2 separate regions of the Mus musculus genome follow, and region 2 is linked to region 1. The links are chromatin loops, found by intact Hi-C in ENCODE. Cell type or tissue: heart. All regions are shown on one strand.

Region 1 (8,000 bases):
TATACAGAGGCAGCTTATATGTTGGGGAAAAAAATCTGTCGGCCATATACATCACAAAAGTCTAACTTTCCAAGCTTGCAAAGAATTTACACAACTCAATAGCAAAAAAACATATAACCTAACCTAAATAGACAAAGAAGACATTAAAAAATGGACAAAAGGTACATGAAAGGTTCTCAGAATCTCTAATAATAAAAATGCTAATCAAAAACACACTTATCACTTCAGATAAGTGTAGGATAGCTTTTACTAGAAAGACAAAGATAAGGTGATCTCCCAATCATTAGAGTCTGTGATCTCTAATGAGATTTTCCTTAGGGTGTTCCCTCCACTTAGCCCTGGCTTAACTGCATACGGACCCTAATGGTTTCCAGCTTTTAGTAGTATCTCTGATTCCAATGGACCTCAATGGGGACAATCTTCACAGTGGACGTAGGTGGGTGTCCTGCTCCTCCAACGTGAGCTTCACTGTCATGGCTTTAAGTCCATGGTACCAACCTGAGACTTAAACTTGGAAAGCACTGGCTATTTTTAAACATTGACTTTCCTTTACAGCGCAACCTAGGTTGCCCCAGCCAAACCTGGATCTAAATGATTAATCTTTGTCTTATTTATACATTAGCTATTTCACCCTAACCACTTTAATAGATATATTTCATAGCAATAAGTCTTAGAGAATAAATTTAAAAGCAAAAAACAAAAACAAAAACAAAAAACAAAGAGGCACTGGAATACAGACAAACCTCATTTTTACTTTATATGCATGGAGCTATTCATAGGCATGGATTATACCATCGAATAACCTGAAATAAGGATGAAATTCCCCTAATTTCTAAGATGCAGTAGTGGAAATCAAAACAAAACTGTCTCATCCAGTCAAGGACCAGAAGGTTAATTTTGTGGCTGAGTGGAGAAGAGATGAAAGTGGGCAGAGAGGCTTGGAAGAAGTGTGGAGAAGGTGGTCCATATTACACGTGAATTATTAACATCCCAATGTTTTAAATATGATGCAATGATACACACAAACTCTATTGAACAGAATTCACAATGTGACAACTTTGAGTGTTCTCTTTCTATTAAATTCCCTTTTGGTTTGAAGACAAGCTCCTGGAGAGATACAGACATGAGTAAGCTACAGCCCTCATTCTGAGGACTCAGCAGTCCGCAGGAGACAAATACACCACCAACCAGACTTCAAGCAGAGCGTTATTCATGAGGGGTCGGGACAAACACTGTTGGGCATCTGTGACTATGAAAGCCACCTATAAATCGTTCCAGAACGAAGCAAAACTGCTGGTTACAAGAATCCCTGGCAGCATTGAGGTTATTAGCTTTCTGTGAACTATAAAACACAAATGTTACTTTTACAAAGTACTTTTTCTATATCAGCAAAATCAAGGTTTTCATTATGACTTAAAGACATCTGTTTATCTCTACTCCAACAGTGATTTTTAGCTTTAAACTGTGGAAACTTTTTATAGCATGTTAACTCAGTGCAGATGTCACCATTTGGGCTATTCATAACATTAAAGTGGAGACTACCATCAAAGAACACAACAGTCAGGAAAGATAAGCCAATGGGCTTAATTTTGAGCTATTCATCTTGGGAGAAATTTTGCACTTACAGGACAGGGTACCAAGAAAATGTTTTGCCTCACTCTGTAATTTGTCATGATAGTTCATTTAAATACACATGCCAACTCCTAACATACCCAGTAAGAAGAAAAAAGGATGTCACGGTTTTCAAATAATATTCAAGGTGCCAAAATATTAGCAGCACCAATCCAGACTTAAAAAAAAAAAAAGAAAAAGAAAAACCTACTCATGTTTAAACTAATGATATGAATATTATTTATTTATATTTTGACATAGCAATTTTTATGAATTCATAAAACAATTTATGAATGTCTGCTTCTTTCTGCAACAGGCAGTAGACTACTGGTCTTTCTCAAGGCTGCCCTGATAGCAATGGAGAAGAATGCATTTCCTAAAAGTACATCAGCTGTGAAAACACTACAGCAGGAATAAGGGCTAAATGGAAAACCATGAAGATGATAAGGGCTATTCCACATCATAAAGTTTTTATATATATATATACACATACATACATATATACACACACACACACACATATATACACACACATATTCATATATAAAATTTAGACAGGTTCTTCAGCATATTTTAAGACACAAGGTAGTGTGAAGAAAATGTGAGCTTTGGAGACATGACACTAAAACATTATAGATGTAAGCATGAGACAGTTCAAACTGACTGCATTTCAATTCATTTCTCTGTAAAATTCAATCATTTAATATATTAAGTATTAAGCAATATCCCAATATCAGCCATCAGTAATGAATAAATATTTATCATGTGGCAAGCAGAAGTGAGAATATACAAGGAGAAATAAAAAGCTTAAGATCATAAGTATTATGTAGACGAACATCAGAAGGTGGTTTCAAAGAATGAGCCACAATCGGAAAGCACACCATCCCAGAGGCCTGAGGACAGTAAGGGAGAAGGCCTTGTAGACGTCAGAGATCATGAAAAGGGGCAGTGTGAGCAAAGGTCCTGCGTGGGTACAGGCCTGGACTGGTTACAGAATAGCAAGAAAGGCAGCATGAGACAGAGTGGCTTACAGAGTCACAGAACCGAGGAAGGGGTGGATACTCAAGGCCCTTTAGGGTGATTACAATATGGGCACTGTTTTACCACAGTTTGGGACAAGAGGATTTAGGACATGGAGGCTGTATATGACTTCCATATCAGAATAAATATTTACCTCACAGAATTCTTTTAGAAGGACCAAATGCCATGTGTGAGGATCTTTTTAAGCTCGAAAGCACTGCACAACTGTGAATCAGGTTATCTGCCTGATTTTCTACATTTTAACATCAGACAGCCTTGGCAAATTCCTCTTCTGCATGAGTGGGAATACAAGGGCTACTCCATATTTCTATCACACTGGGTCTAATCTAAAAACTTAACTTGGATGTTTGTTTTACTACAAAACCACAACTGTATTTCAACGTGAAATGAAAATGCTCAATGTGAAAAGCCACCTTGCAGTAGTCAAACTAAGCAAGGTCTGCTGGGAAGGAAAACTCTTTTGCCTCGGACCTGCACTGCAAAAGACAGTTTGCACAAATGATAGTAAAGAGGCTCTTGTTAACGTAATGACAAAACCCAAATTTTTCCTTGTCAAATTCCGTAACTTTTGGCACACTCAAAATAAAGCACAGATGTGAACAGTAAAAAGTCCACTAGTAAATGTCTCTTAGGACAGTAAACAGAGCATCACCATGCATGTCTTAAGGAACATCACAGAAACTGGCAAGCAGGGCATTTAATATATGAGGGGGAAATATGGTAGATGATACATACATATATATGCTTCTATGTGTGTGTGTGTATACATATATGTATATGCATATACACACATACACATATATACATATACTTAAGGAATCTCTTCCGAGTTTTAGCCTGAGTCTTCTATTTTGTTAGTTTCATTTAATTTTGTCCTTCGCCCTATATCAGAACGTCTGTATGAAAAAAAGGCAATAATTTGTACTCAGCACCTCAATGCCACTTCTCAGCTATAGCTGGACGTTTCCATCTACGTCTTGCCAGCAACGGGAATAATCCTTAAAGCCTTGCATAGCAGTCTACTCTTAACTTGCCTTTTTCAAAAAATCCCATTTAACATAAACCAGAAGGGCTGAGCCCAGGCAAGGCCGGCTCGGACAGAGCGGGTGTGCAAGGCGCTATCCGCGCGGAGAAGGGCCACCCCAACTCGCCCGGTCAGAGCTGCCACGTTCCTGGCACTCCGCGTCCCAGAACCCCTCGCTCGGGTCTCCAGCTCCCGGCTGCCCCGAACTAGTTCTGCCAGCGTTTACCTGCTCCTCTGCTTCCGCCATAGCGCAGCCTGAGAGTCATGTGACATACCCGGAAATAGGAGAAAACAGCCCCTGGGCCACAGCCTACTGGGAAATGTAGTTTTTCCCGCACACTAATCTGGTTCCTTAGCCAGCTCTCATTTTTGCTCAACAGAGACACCACTATATCTATAATTAATGCTAAATTGTTATTTTGTTGTTGGTCTACGTTCTGTTGTTATTGTAGCATTAAGTTCTTTCTATTTCAGGCTCCCGTTTACAGTAAAATTATGAATTATCTCATTTTCTATTTCAGGCTCCCGTTTACAGTAAAATTATGAATTATCTCATTTAGTCCTCCCTGTGATCCCTCCTGTTACCGCCATTAACAGGGGAAAGGATAGTAACTCGGAGATTTCACTAAACTTACCTAAAAAGCCTAGGTTTAGAACCTATCCCTCTCCGAAGTCTAAGACTACTATATCAAATGTTCTTTAGTCTGATATGTTGTTGTGCCTGCCCACTCACTTTTTAAAGTGATAGTGACTATTTATATAAAAAAAAAAAAGTCTACAGTGGAAAGTGAGAAAATAATGTGTATTCCTGCAAAGATTTAGTATCTTGGTACATTAAATTGACATCTTTCATTTTAATTTAAAATTGAATTGTATAGATATTTTGTCTGCATGTATGTCTGTGCACACTTAGGAACCTCGTGTCCTCAGATGTCAGAAAAGCATATCAGATTCCCTGGAATTACAGATACATATATTTGAGAGCTGCCATATAGCTGTTGTGAATCAAATCTGGTCCCCCGTTAGAGAAAAAATAGCAACTGACATATGAATATAGAAAATTATAAATCTCTATTGTTTAATTGCTTCGTAACTCACATTGACTATCTTCAAGATACAATGTCAGATAATAATTTGTAAATGTAATATGAAAAACATCATTTAGAAAACTTGAGCTATCCTATGTTTCAGGACAAAGTAAACTATCTTTCCTATTCTGTGGGAATTCACTCATCTTATCCACTGATAGCCATTGTCTGTTTATTGTCTTAAGCAGCTGGCAACTCACAGAGGGCAGCACAGTTGGCAGACTGTGGCAGATGCCTCAGTGCCCTTTCGTTCCCTGTAATTCCCACTGACAGTAGCCTAGTAGGAAGTCATATTCTTAGTACTCAGCATTTCCCTTAGTCTCTAGATGTTGCTTTCTCAACTCATGGTCTTCAATGACCTGGAAGCCATGACGATGTCATCTTTCAGACTCTTGTCTTCTCCCAAGAGCCTTAATAAACCTCCAGCTCTTCCTGAGGCCCCTCTTCCAGTCTGCGCACCAAGCAGCTAATTTGGACACCCACAACCAAGGGTCCAAGGTCATGTCTGATCGAACAGAATTTTATATATGTTATTAAGCCACTCAGGCCCAAACAGCACTCATGGTGGACTTCAAGCTACTGAAAGACCTTGTTGTGAGAATTTTTTTTTAACTGGCAGGTGCCTAGACAATCTATCTCCTTCTTTCTAAGGTACCAATAACAAACCAAACTTCAGACCCATCAAGCTCCCCTGGGGAACCAATGAGCTTATTGAGCTTACAGAGCATGGGTGAAGGGCTACTGCCTGGAGCACAAGTGGCCCCAAAGCAACCACAATGGAAAGTTTTTACCCTCCCTGGCTGAAGACTTAACCATAACAATACATGGGTTTTCTTTTCCTTGTTTTCCCCTAGCCTAAGTCCTCTAACCTCTCACAGAAACTATGAAGGCACACACAATCAGTACAAAGCTGCATGAGGCTGGCTGTGATGAGAGATTGGGATGAGAGGCTGGTAAGGGTCCAGTGGCTCTCCCTACCTCCTCCTATGAAAGAATGATTGTTTACAAGCAGATGAAGATGGATATTGTTTGATTCAGAAGCTAGTGCTGTGCAACAAGCTCCTGCATAGCAGACACAGAGCAAGCCCTAAGTTTAATTTCCACGGGAAATAGAAGACATCTAAATCTTCTGTTCCTCTGATTGTCTTCACAAACCATCATTTTTCCTTTTCTCATTGTGAACTGGATCCACAGCATCTGGTGAGACTGGCTGTCTCCTGTTTTGATCTGACACAGACATGAAAGAGGAAGACAAAAGCAGGTTTATTACCATGGTTTTCTCCTTGTTTTACTGGTCGTTTCAATTTTGATGAGAATCAGTCATACCTAAAAGCAGTGATTCAGGGAAAGTCACCACTGAATTCTCAAACAAGGGTTTGTTCTGGACAACAGTGTGTGATCCACTCCACCCACTTCAAATTTTGTTGTTATTGTTGGGTTTTGTTGAGACCAGGTCTTACTATGCAACCCTGGCTGTCTTAGATCTCAATATACAGACCAAGCTGCCCTTGGACTCACAACTCCTACTCTCCCAAGTGCCTTGTTTAAAGGCGTGAGTTGCCATGCCCAACCTTCAAATTTTGATGACTTCTCAATCCTTCCTTTCTTTTATGTTGGGATTCTTCTTAACCCTGCCTGTCAGTTGAAAATCTTCCTGGAAAAAGTCCTCTGAGGGATGAAGATTTGGACCAGTGGTTAAGAGTGCTTGCTGTCACCATCTTCAGGAGTCAGCCTGAACAGACACATATGAATATGTGTTCACACATAGACACACAAATAAATAAATAAATAAATAAATAAATAAATAAATAAATAAGTAAGTAAACAAATAAGTAGATAAGATGATAATTTTAAAATGAGAACCAAAAGGTCTTCTGAGAACTCAAATCAATCAGGGCTGTAGCTCTAATTTCACTGCTGATTTATCTGTCTGTCTGTCTGTCTGTCTGTCTGGGCTTTCTTTTGCAGCAGCTGAATGGAGCTGTAGGTTTGTATGTTGAATGAGTTCTTTCTAAAGATTCTCTGAAGGGCACACCCCTTTCATACACTACATGGGTTCTGCTCTTAGAAACATTTTAATGAAGAACCCAGCAAGACAAGTCTAGGCAAGTGAAGCTAGAAGCCTGTTACCAGCTCTGACCCATGGTGGACTTTCAACTCTGTGGAATGAAGAATGGTTGAGGTGTTTTCTTTCTCAAGGGTGGTGGTGTGTGATAGATTAAAGAAGCAGCTGAAGTTCACATTCTTCTCTACTCAGTCAAGCCCTGAGAGCCCTCAGATAGTGCTCTCCATATCTGCCATCTTCACTATATTCAAATACATTGAGCATGGGATCCACTGGGCATGAGGGAAGTGAAGAGGCACAGGCGTGCAAACTTAAAACCTACTACAGGCTAGGTTCATTCTTGACTACTAGGCAGAATGAAAGTGGCATATGACCTCTGAACCCCAAGTCTTCTCCTGTGGGAGTTTCAGATTCCCTTATCTGAAAGGTCCTAGCGCTTCTTCCTGCTACTCAAAGTACTCTCCACAGACCACTTGGGACCTCATTAGAACTGAATAATTGGAGACCTTTTTGAGTGACTTACTGGACAGTAACTGAATTTCAATAATGACCTCATATCATACAGACATAGGCTAAAGCTTGAAGAGTGCTTGACCTAACAGTCATTAATTCTACATCAGATCACATATGTCCTCATGCACATTGTTTGTTCACCCTCTCCCTTCAAGCTATGGGAGGAAAGATAGCATCCCTGACTTGAAACTTGTTACTTGATATTAGCAACCAGACCACAGCCCGTCTATTTACAGAGTGACTTGCTGAGTTGAAATATCTGCCCCTACAGTCCCTTGTTATGTATGCCTAGAGGTCTGAAACAATATAGTAACTTAGTATATTATGATACCCATTTTATTCACAGTAACCTTATCTCCTTTTAAACAATATGAATGGTTTCAATGTTGACACTCGTGAGATAATGCTTCTAAGTCAAGCAAGGAGAACTCCTCTAAGGGAGAAACTGACCTTAACAAACTATCAGCATCTTAGACTTTCTGACAAAGTGGCAGTTTCAAGAAACCTCCCCAGTTTTTAGCTTATGTCTTGTTACTGTGGCCTTCCCCTCAAGGTGTTTTTGTTTTTTCTGCTCAACTTATTTGGGGGATAAAATGATATCAGGCATTAGACTGTTACCTTTTTTTACCTAAAATCTTTAGGATGAAATGACAGTGAA
Region 2 (8,000 bases), 660 kb after region 1:
CCTGTACAGGGGAATACCAGAGCCAAGAAGTGGGAGTGGGTGGGTAAGGGAGCAGGGTGGGGGGAGGGTATAGAGGACTTTTGGGATAGCATTTGAAATATAAATGAAAAAATATCTAATAAATAATTGAAAAAATCTTATATCCTTTAGAGGTGGTACCTTAGGCAGGTGATTAGGATTGGATGAGGTCAGGATCCCCAATGAGAGCATTAGAGGCTTCATAATAAGAATGAGACAGACCTGAGCTAAAACGCTTGCCATGTGATGCTCCCACACACCTTATAATGCACAAGTGAGCCCTTGCCAGATGCTGAGCAAGTGCTGGCATTATATCCTTAAACTTCCCAAACTTCAGAACTGGGGACCAGATAAATTTCTATCCATTATAAATCCCCATCTTGAGTATTTTGTTACAGCAGCAACAAATGGGCTGAGACAGGGGCATTCTCCAAATTCTACTTGCCACACCTGTCCATTCAAAGAGGCCAATACAAGACCCCAGGTGGTTTTCTCTTGTTCCCCAACTCTTCAGTGTAGACTGAGGAGTTTAAAACCATGAAATAATTTAAGAGTTCAAAGAGATGTCTGATTAGTGCTCAAAACTAATTTCTCCCCACAAAGCTGTTCCACCTTGAGATTCAGGGGGACATCCTGATCTGTGTAGGGATCCCACTTTCCAATCCTGAAAGCCAAAAGATGGGGCCAGGGATAGAGCTAGCTATGCATATCGTTTCCCTGGCTCCCATAAGCATAACAGTTATAAATGGTCAATGTATTTATTCAGCTACTATTAAAGAAAAATCAGCCGCAGATTTATTTTAATAAAATCATTTGGCTGTGTATTCAACAGATGTCCTGAGAGACTGTAAAACATTGTCTCTATTGCTTTGAGTTTTCTAAGCTTCCAGTGATGGAAGCAAAACAGCATCTGTACCATGCCTCCTGTCATAACAAACACACTCGTTAAAATACAAAGAGCTTGACACTAATGAGCTGCAAGTGTATGCATGCACACAAGCACAGTGGCTTGAGTGTGATTTTTGAATGGCACATTGTGTTAAGACTTTGTAGTTATTAGCAGACCTGGAGAACAAACACAAACTCTCAAAGCATCACTTTAGAATACTTATTGAAATTGTAATGGTCTCTTCTAATCTCAGATGTTGTCTAAGCCTCCACAATTCAGGAGGTGCAGTGCTGTCTGAACTGTACAATGAGGGCAACCACTTTCTGTTCCATCCAGTTCTTGGTGGACAGAGAGAGGTATGAGCTCCTAGGGTTCCTGGTTTGCACCTGTCAGTTCCAGCCCAAGTCTCCTCCAGATAGATGGGGTTTTGGTATTTATCTATATGGATGATATTTCATCTTGAAATCTGCTCAGAGAGAAGCCCACAAAGCCTTTGTCAGAATTTATGGACCAAAAGGAAGCTGCCTTTCAATGGAAAGACTTTGCTTTGGCTGCTGTCTGCAATGACTGCCCAAATCCTGCTGCTCTTCTGAAATTCCTGTTGTCCACACCTTCCTTGGCAGTACAAACTGAGAGGACAACTAGTCATAACCATCTTGGGGTAGCAGACACAGGGTGCTTTTATCACTTGCTACCTCTTTGTATCCAAAGCAGAAGTTGCCTCACTGGGAATAATTGTGCAAAAGCATGAAAGGACTAACTGCTGAAGGTCATAACCAGAGACACCAATGCGTCTCAGAAGACAACAGCTTTGCTTGTTTTCAGGGATTGAGAAAAAGACCCTTCAGAAGGTCGGCACTTCTAGAAGGACAAAGACCTGCTTGTCCTTGCAAATGCACTCTCAGAGGAGACTGGCAAGCTTCTTGCTGCAGGTTCCTGAGAGCTCATCACACTCCTTGTTGAAGAAACTAGGAGCAGCCCCAGTGACCTGGAGTTGCACATACAAATGACAATCCAGAAATATTCTTGTCATGCTAGAAAGAGTAGATCTAAGAGCAGAGAAGTAGAGGGTAACCCATAAGGGGGGGAACACCCTCTTTCCAGGCTAGCAGGTATAGGGGGAATACCTTGGTTGCACATATTTTTGTCAATGAGAAAGTTTCACACCACTGTAATGTCAAAACTCATGCTTCAGATTTCGAATACTGTATTCACTATTCTGTGATTCCCTCGTCTTAAATCCACCTTAAATTTCTGTTCCTATATGTACATGTTTATAAAATCCTTTTGTGGTATATAATGAATGACAAATGTAGAGAGCCGGCCAAGTAGATTAATGTATTTTTGTAGACTCAACGACTATTGGTACAGAAATAAAATGCCCCAAATCATAGTTTTAACCTTAGATTCAACTCTTTTTTTTTAGACACATAAGCAAATGTTCTAGCACTGAGTGACACCTTACACCACTCCCAGCCAATTTTTAAAAGATAGAGTCTCACAAAATTTTCCAGTCTAGGCTGGATCTTGTTATGAATGTATCCCAGGTTAGCATCACACTTGCAGTCCCCCTGACTCAGTCTCCTGAGCAGTTAGGATTACAGATGTATACCACTGTATGCAGCTTAAAACCATCTCTTGGAAAATATAATTCCTTCTTTGGTCCTACTGCTCTCACAGACTAAATGTGTTTCAAAATGTGTTGAGGGCAAGATAATGCCTTCAATAATGGTTTCAAGGCCAAATGTTAAAATAAATAAAATATACATAGAAGACTTAAGAGAACAACTTCCTCAGATTACATTAGCCAAGTAGCTGCCACTGAGCAAAATCTGTGGAACAGCTGGCCTTCCCCACTATTTCTCCCTTGACCAAAAGAGGACCTTGAAATGAAGAATGATAGACCAATTCCTGCCTCTAGTGTTCCTGGAGTATCTGGAGAGTTCCAGGCTCAGACTAAAAGCATGACTATTATGTCAACAGGGATCACAAGGAAAATTCACTGTCTGATGTCTGGGTCAAATCAAGGAATCCAAAATGGTAACTGGCTGCTATATGATGAGATAGTAGAGGCAGGTATGATGTCATATGCCTAAAACCTCAGCATTTGGGAAGCTGAAGCAAGAGGATTATGAGTCGAAAGCCTGGGCTATATGGTGAGATCCTGTCCTGGAAGGGGTGGAGAGGAAAAGAGAAAAAAGAAAGAAAAAAAGAAAATATTCCCCATAATGCTACTATTTTCATAAAGAAGTGACCGCAACCATTTTGCGAGGGATTCATGTAAATCATATGTCCAACTACTGCCCTAAATTTTTATTAGATTTGAAACTCAGAAAAGAAAGAGCTGGTAACAAAACACTGAACATGCCTTTAAAACATCCCTCTTCCCACATCTATTGCCAAAGCCACTTCCCATAGACCCTGCATAAGTTCTAGCACAGCTCTGCCCTCCCCTGTGTCTTAATTCCTTCCAAGAGTGCTAGTCCTTGATTTTGGTTACTTGTGTTTCACAAGCTCCTGGAATTTCCGTTTTTTGAGTGGCAGGGCTTTCTATTCCACTCTTCTTACCTCTGCCATGCCTTTGAAGGCCAGTGGAAGGATTCTACTGTGTTAAACTGTGGTGTCTGTTGAAGGATTTTAGCCCCCTGGTACCAGCACTAGAGAAAAACCCTTCTGAGCATCCTGGAGATCCCTAAGCAAGGGGACTTGTGCTCATCAATAAAGCCCAAGTTGATGAGAAGGTTTTTCAGGTGATGTGTTCTGTGTTCCTGCATAGCTAAGCGGTGAGGGAAAAGACCAGACCATTCCTAATGTAATTTCAAGTGAGATTTGTTTTCATTTTCTCTTAGAAAAACCAGGATAATTTTTAGGGACATTTGACACCCCAGGAAAATCACTGTGTATACACACGAAGAATTTCAGCTCTCCAGAGAACTCACCACCGAGAAAACTTGAGAGAATGGACCTTGGCATGTGGTGGTGATGTAAAATCGAGGGTGATGCTGGCCCTTCTTTTCTTTAACTCTGTTCTCAATAGGAACATCTCTCATCCTAGTGTACTGCAGAGGCCCAAGCACTCTATTTCCAAGCCCAGTCTTTTAGCGCCACCTGGTGTTAACTACTGTAACCACCCTTTAGCCTAATAAAAACTAAGTCTCTTTCTTAAGTACGCAAAAGTCAAGTTCATCGTCATAGGTAAAGTTCAAGTAAAAGCCAATTCAGGGATTGTTGTCCATTCAGCGCATAGCAGGACCTTGGCACACAGTAAATACCAGGATGACTGGGCACTGTGTTCGTTTTTAATTGCCATGGTTGTTTTCTAAGAATAAAAGAATTTGAAGAAGAACATAGGAACACTGATGCCTAAGATACAGTAGCTTTTCACGGTGTTAACGAGAGATTAGAGAGGTGGCTCAACAGTTAAGAAAACTGGCTGCTCTTTCAAAGAACCCAGCTTTTATACCTATCACCCACATGGTGGCTCACAACCATCTGACTGTCCAGTCCAATGCCCTCTTCTGACCTCTACAGGTACTGTATGAACATGGTGCACAGACATACATACAGGCAAACAAACAAACAGACAAAACAAAAGCAAAAAACATATACATATAATGTTTAAAAAATCGTTAACAAATTGGCTTTTAATAGAAAAAAATAGTTGTTAAGTGGGATTTTTTTAACTTCAGGAAAGAGAAACACTCCTATTTAGGCTAACCATAGTCAGATTTAGGCTAATTGTTGAGTTTCTTTCCATGTTTCATTGTGAGGAGCGGGTGTGGCCACAGCTCCAACATGGAGCCCGGGACTGCTGCCAAGTCTTATGACTGGCACCTGACTTCCTCATATCCCTCAAGATAGCCACGTACCTTGAGCTGCATTGCGCAGATGCACCAAAGATCAGATGATGTGACGAATGTAGTCCTGAGCCAATGAACTGTGCCTACGTGGACTGGGGTGAGGGGGAGTGGACTGGAGGGGATAAAGGGGGATGGCCAAGAGAGGTTGTGGCATTATTCTTTTTCCTACACATTTGTGAAGTTCCTGAATAAACTGCCTTGAGAAGGACATCGGTTTTGTCGCTTCTTTTCTGCTGGTCAGAGACGGTAGCGACAAGTGGTGGAACCCGTACGAGGATGTGATGAGTCCAGAACTCTCCGCAGTCAGAGTAGCCAGTTGGAAAGCTCCCAGGAAAGTGGAATGATTCAAGTTCTCGGTTAGAGACTATTAGGTTCCCGGATTAGGGACTATTGAGGTTCTCGGAGTGAGACAATTAAAGTTACACACACATATAGTATAGTGATCCAAAAACTAAAAGAAAAGCAATTGGTTGTAGCCCCAGAAAAGGTTCAGAAAGGAAAAATGGTGAATTATTTAGGAACTAAAATTTTTGATAGTCAAGTATCTCCCCAGAAAATTCAGATTCGGAGGGATAATTTGAGGACATTGAATGATTTTCAAAAGCTATTGGGGGATATACAGTGGGTACGTCCCTATTTGGGACTAACTAACAAACAATTACAACCATTATATAATATTTTACCGGAAGATATAGAATTAAATTCTCCCCGGCAGCTTACTGATTCTGCCCTCGTAGCGTTAAGTTTGGTTGAAAAGGGTACTCAAAAAAGGGTATCCTCTGGCAGGGCGCCCCTTTGCTATGGATACATCCCAAGATTTCACCCGCAAAAATCTTGTCTTATTGCCCTGCCTTGGTAGCACAATTGGCCTTGATTGGCCTACAACAATGTATTCAATATTTTGGCAATCCCCCTCAGGAATTGATTGTTCCATATAATATGAAGCAAATAGAAGTATTATCAGCTACTGTTGATGATTGGGCAATTTTGAGATGTAGCTTCATGGGAAAGATGGATAATCATTTCCCTAAGGATCCCATTTTGCAGCTGATTAAAGCTCATCCAGTTGTTTTTCCACAAATTACTTCTTGAGTGCCATTGCCTGATGCCCCTTTAATTTTTACAGATGGGTCTAAGACAGGCTGCGGAGCATATTTGGTCCATGGCTCCACGCCAGTAACTTTACAGTTTCCCCCTGCTTCTCCCCAAGTTATTGAGTTGCACATTGTTATAAACGTTTTTGAATTGTATTCTGAATCTTTTAATTTAATTTCAGATAGTATGTGGTTAATTCGCTAGCAGTGATGGAAATGGTGGGGAAGGTGAATTTTCGATCCACTATAGGGGATTTGTTAAATAAATTGCAATCCTTAATTTTAAATAGAAGTTCTCCATTTTTTGTCCAACACATTGGAGCTCATACAGGTTTGCCTGGCCCTTTAGCAGAGGGCAATGATTTGGTTGATAAAGCTGCTAGAGCTGCTTCTGCCTTTTTGATTCAGAAACCTGTAGAACTGGCTCCTGGATTTCATTCACAGTTTCATGTGAATTCCAAAACACTTTCTTCTCAATTTCATATTACTAGAGCAGAGGCAAGAGATATTGTTACGGCTTGCAAAGCCTGTGGCCCCCTATTGCCTCAGGTGAGTGTGGGAGTAAACCTTCACGGCCTGCTTCCCCTCCACATTTGGCAAATGGACATGACTCATTTTTCAGAATTTGGTAAACTGCAATTTGTTCATGTTTCTGTAAATACAGCCTCTTGGGTGTTGTTTGCCTCCCTACATACTGGTGAAAAGGCACACCATGTCATTGCCCATTGCTTTGAGGCATGGGGTGCATGGGGTCAGCTCAGAGAGCTTAAGACTGATAATGGACCTGCTTATACTTCAGCTTCTTTTGTTTCCTTTTGTAAAATGATGGGTGTCCACTTGGTGCACAGTATACCCTACAATCCTCAGGGTCAGGGCATCATTGAAAGAGCCCATCGCACTCTGAAAGAGTGCCTAATAAAACAGAAAGGGGGGTAGCCTCTGGCGCTCCTCCTAGGGAGAGATTAGCCATTGCTCTCCTTACCTTGAATTTTTTGAATAAAGATAAAAATGATCTGACTGCTGCGGAATGGTTTGCCAATCCCGAGGCATCCTACAAAGGCACAGTCACGTGGAAGGATGTTCTGAGTGGACGATGGCATGGGCCCGATCCTGTGTTGGTCTGGGCGAGAGGGTCTGTTTGTGTTTTTCCACAGGATCATTGCCAGCCGCTGTGGGTTCCGGAGTGATTGATGAGGGTAGTTCAAGATGAACGGAGGTGCCCTGATGAAGCTGCTTCTGGGGGTGATGATGCTGCATGCAGTGATGACTGAAGATCTATGATGGGCCCCCTTTTGTAGGGGTATTCAAGATTCGCTTCCCCCATGGACCGGCTGCCAGTCCAGGAAAGCTGCGTGGGCCGTGAAAAAATATTTTACCTTTTCCCCTTATATTAGTACCAGTCATAATCAAACGTTTTCAGGGTTTAATTGGACGTATCAAAATCCAGCCCAGAGAGGGGCAAGCAATCCTTTAATGTATGGCTGTTGTGTGGGATAAAGTGGGAGTTGTACAGATCTTTCTTCTTTGAATATGTTGATGGGTGGGGCATGGGGAAATACTAGCTTTTATTGGAATGGATCTGTATTATTTGAGTCTTCTGTTATTCAATTTGCTTATGGGAAAAATGTATTCTTTAAAGCCACGCCTGTATGCATTTGGCCTCCTTTTGTATTTTTAGTTTATAATGGTAGTTATTTTGATGATGTTGTAGAATGTAAGGAGGATAGTTGTTTTTATAGTATGTGTTGGAATGCTTCTACGTTTTCTTTAGCTATTGTGACCAGAATGCTTAGATTGGTAACATGGCCCATGCAGACCCCTTCGGTTATGACCTTGTTTAGACCCAAAGGAGATTTTGGAATAGTCCATATCAATTCCGCTCGGGTGGAGGTATCCATGGCTGAAGGACTTGCAGATTGGATTGCCACTGCTATGTCACACACACCTAAAGTAATGGGCCGGTATTGGTGGATTGGCACTGTGCTGCATGCTCATCAGTGTCCTGGCCTTTTGGTGCATCTGTCGCATGCAACATCGCCATCGCAGGGCTCAAGCTCTGTTGATACAAACCTTTGCAGCTGTGGAGATGGGACAATCTCCTCAAGTGTGGCTTGGCATGCTAGGGAAGTAGACAATGAC

What was found. Peaks named below come from ENCODE experiments on the same cell type or tissue, not always from the same donor. Only the 100,000 strongest peaks of a DNase experiment are listed, where the experiment ranks them.
Region 2: a loop joins it to region 1, with 4 times the contacts of the local background. A loop is called at or near these places in 2 of 42 quality-filtered maps.

The regions. Positions count from the first base shown.
Region 1 is chr13:18,713,239-18,721,238 of GRCm38, reverse strand. It overlaps Vps41 (VPS41 HOPS complex subunit), which reads right to left and starts at 3,947. Exons shown (of 29, transcript NM_172120.4): 1 at 3,903-3,947. The coding sequence starts at 3,923. In heart, no CTCF peak of the experiment used is centred here; a DNase peak (open chromatin) is centred at 3,878; H3K4me3 peaks cover 1,234 bases; H3K27ac peaks cover 671 bases.
Region 2 is chr13:18,053,432-18,061,431 of GRCm38, reverse strand. No RefSeq gene overlaps it. Among named protein-coding and RNA genes, the nearest start is that of 4930448F12Rik, 43 kb to the left of the region's middle. In heart, a CTCF peak has its summit at 4,020 (motif pointing left); no DNase peak of the experiment used is centred here.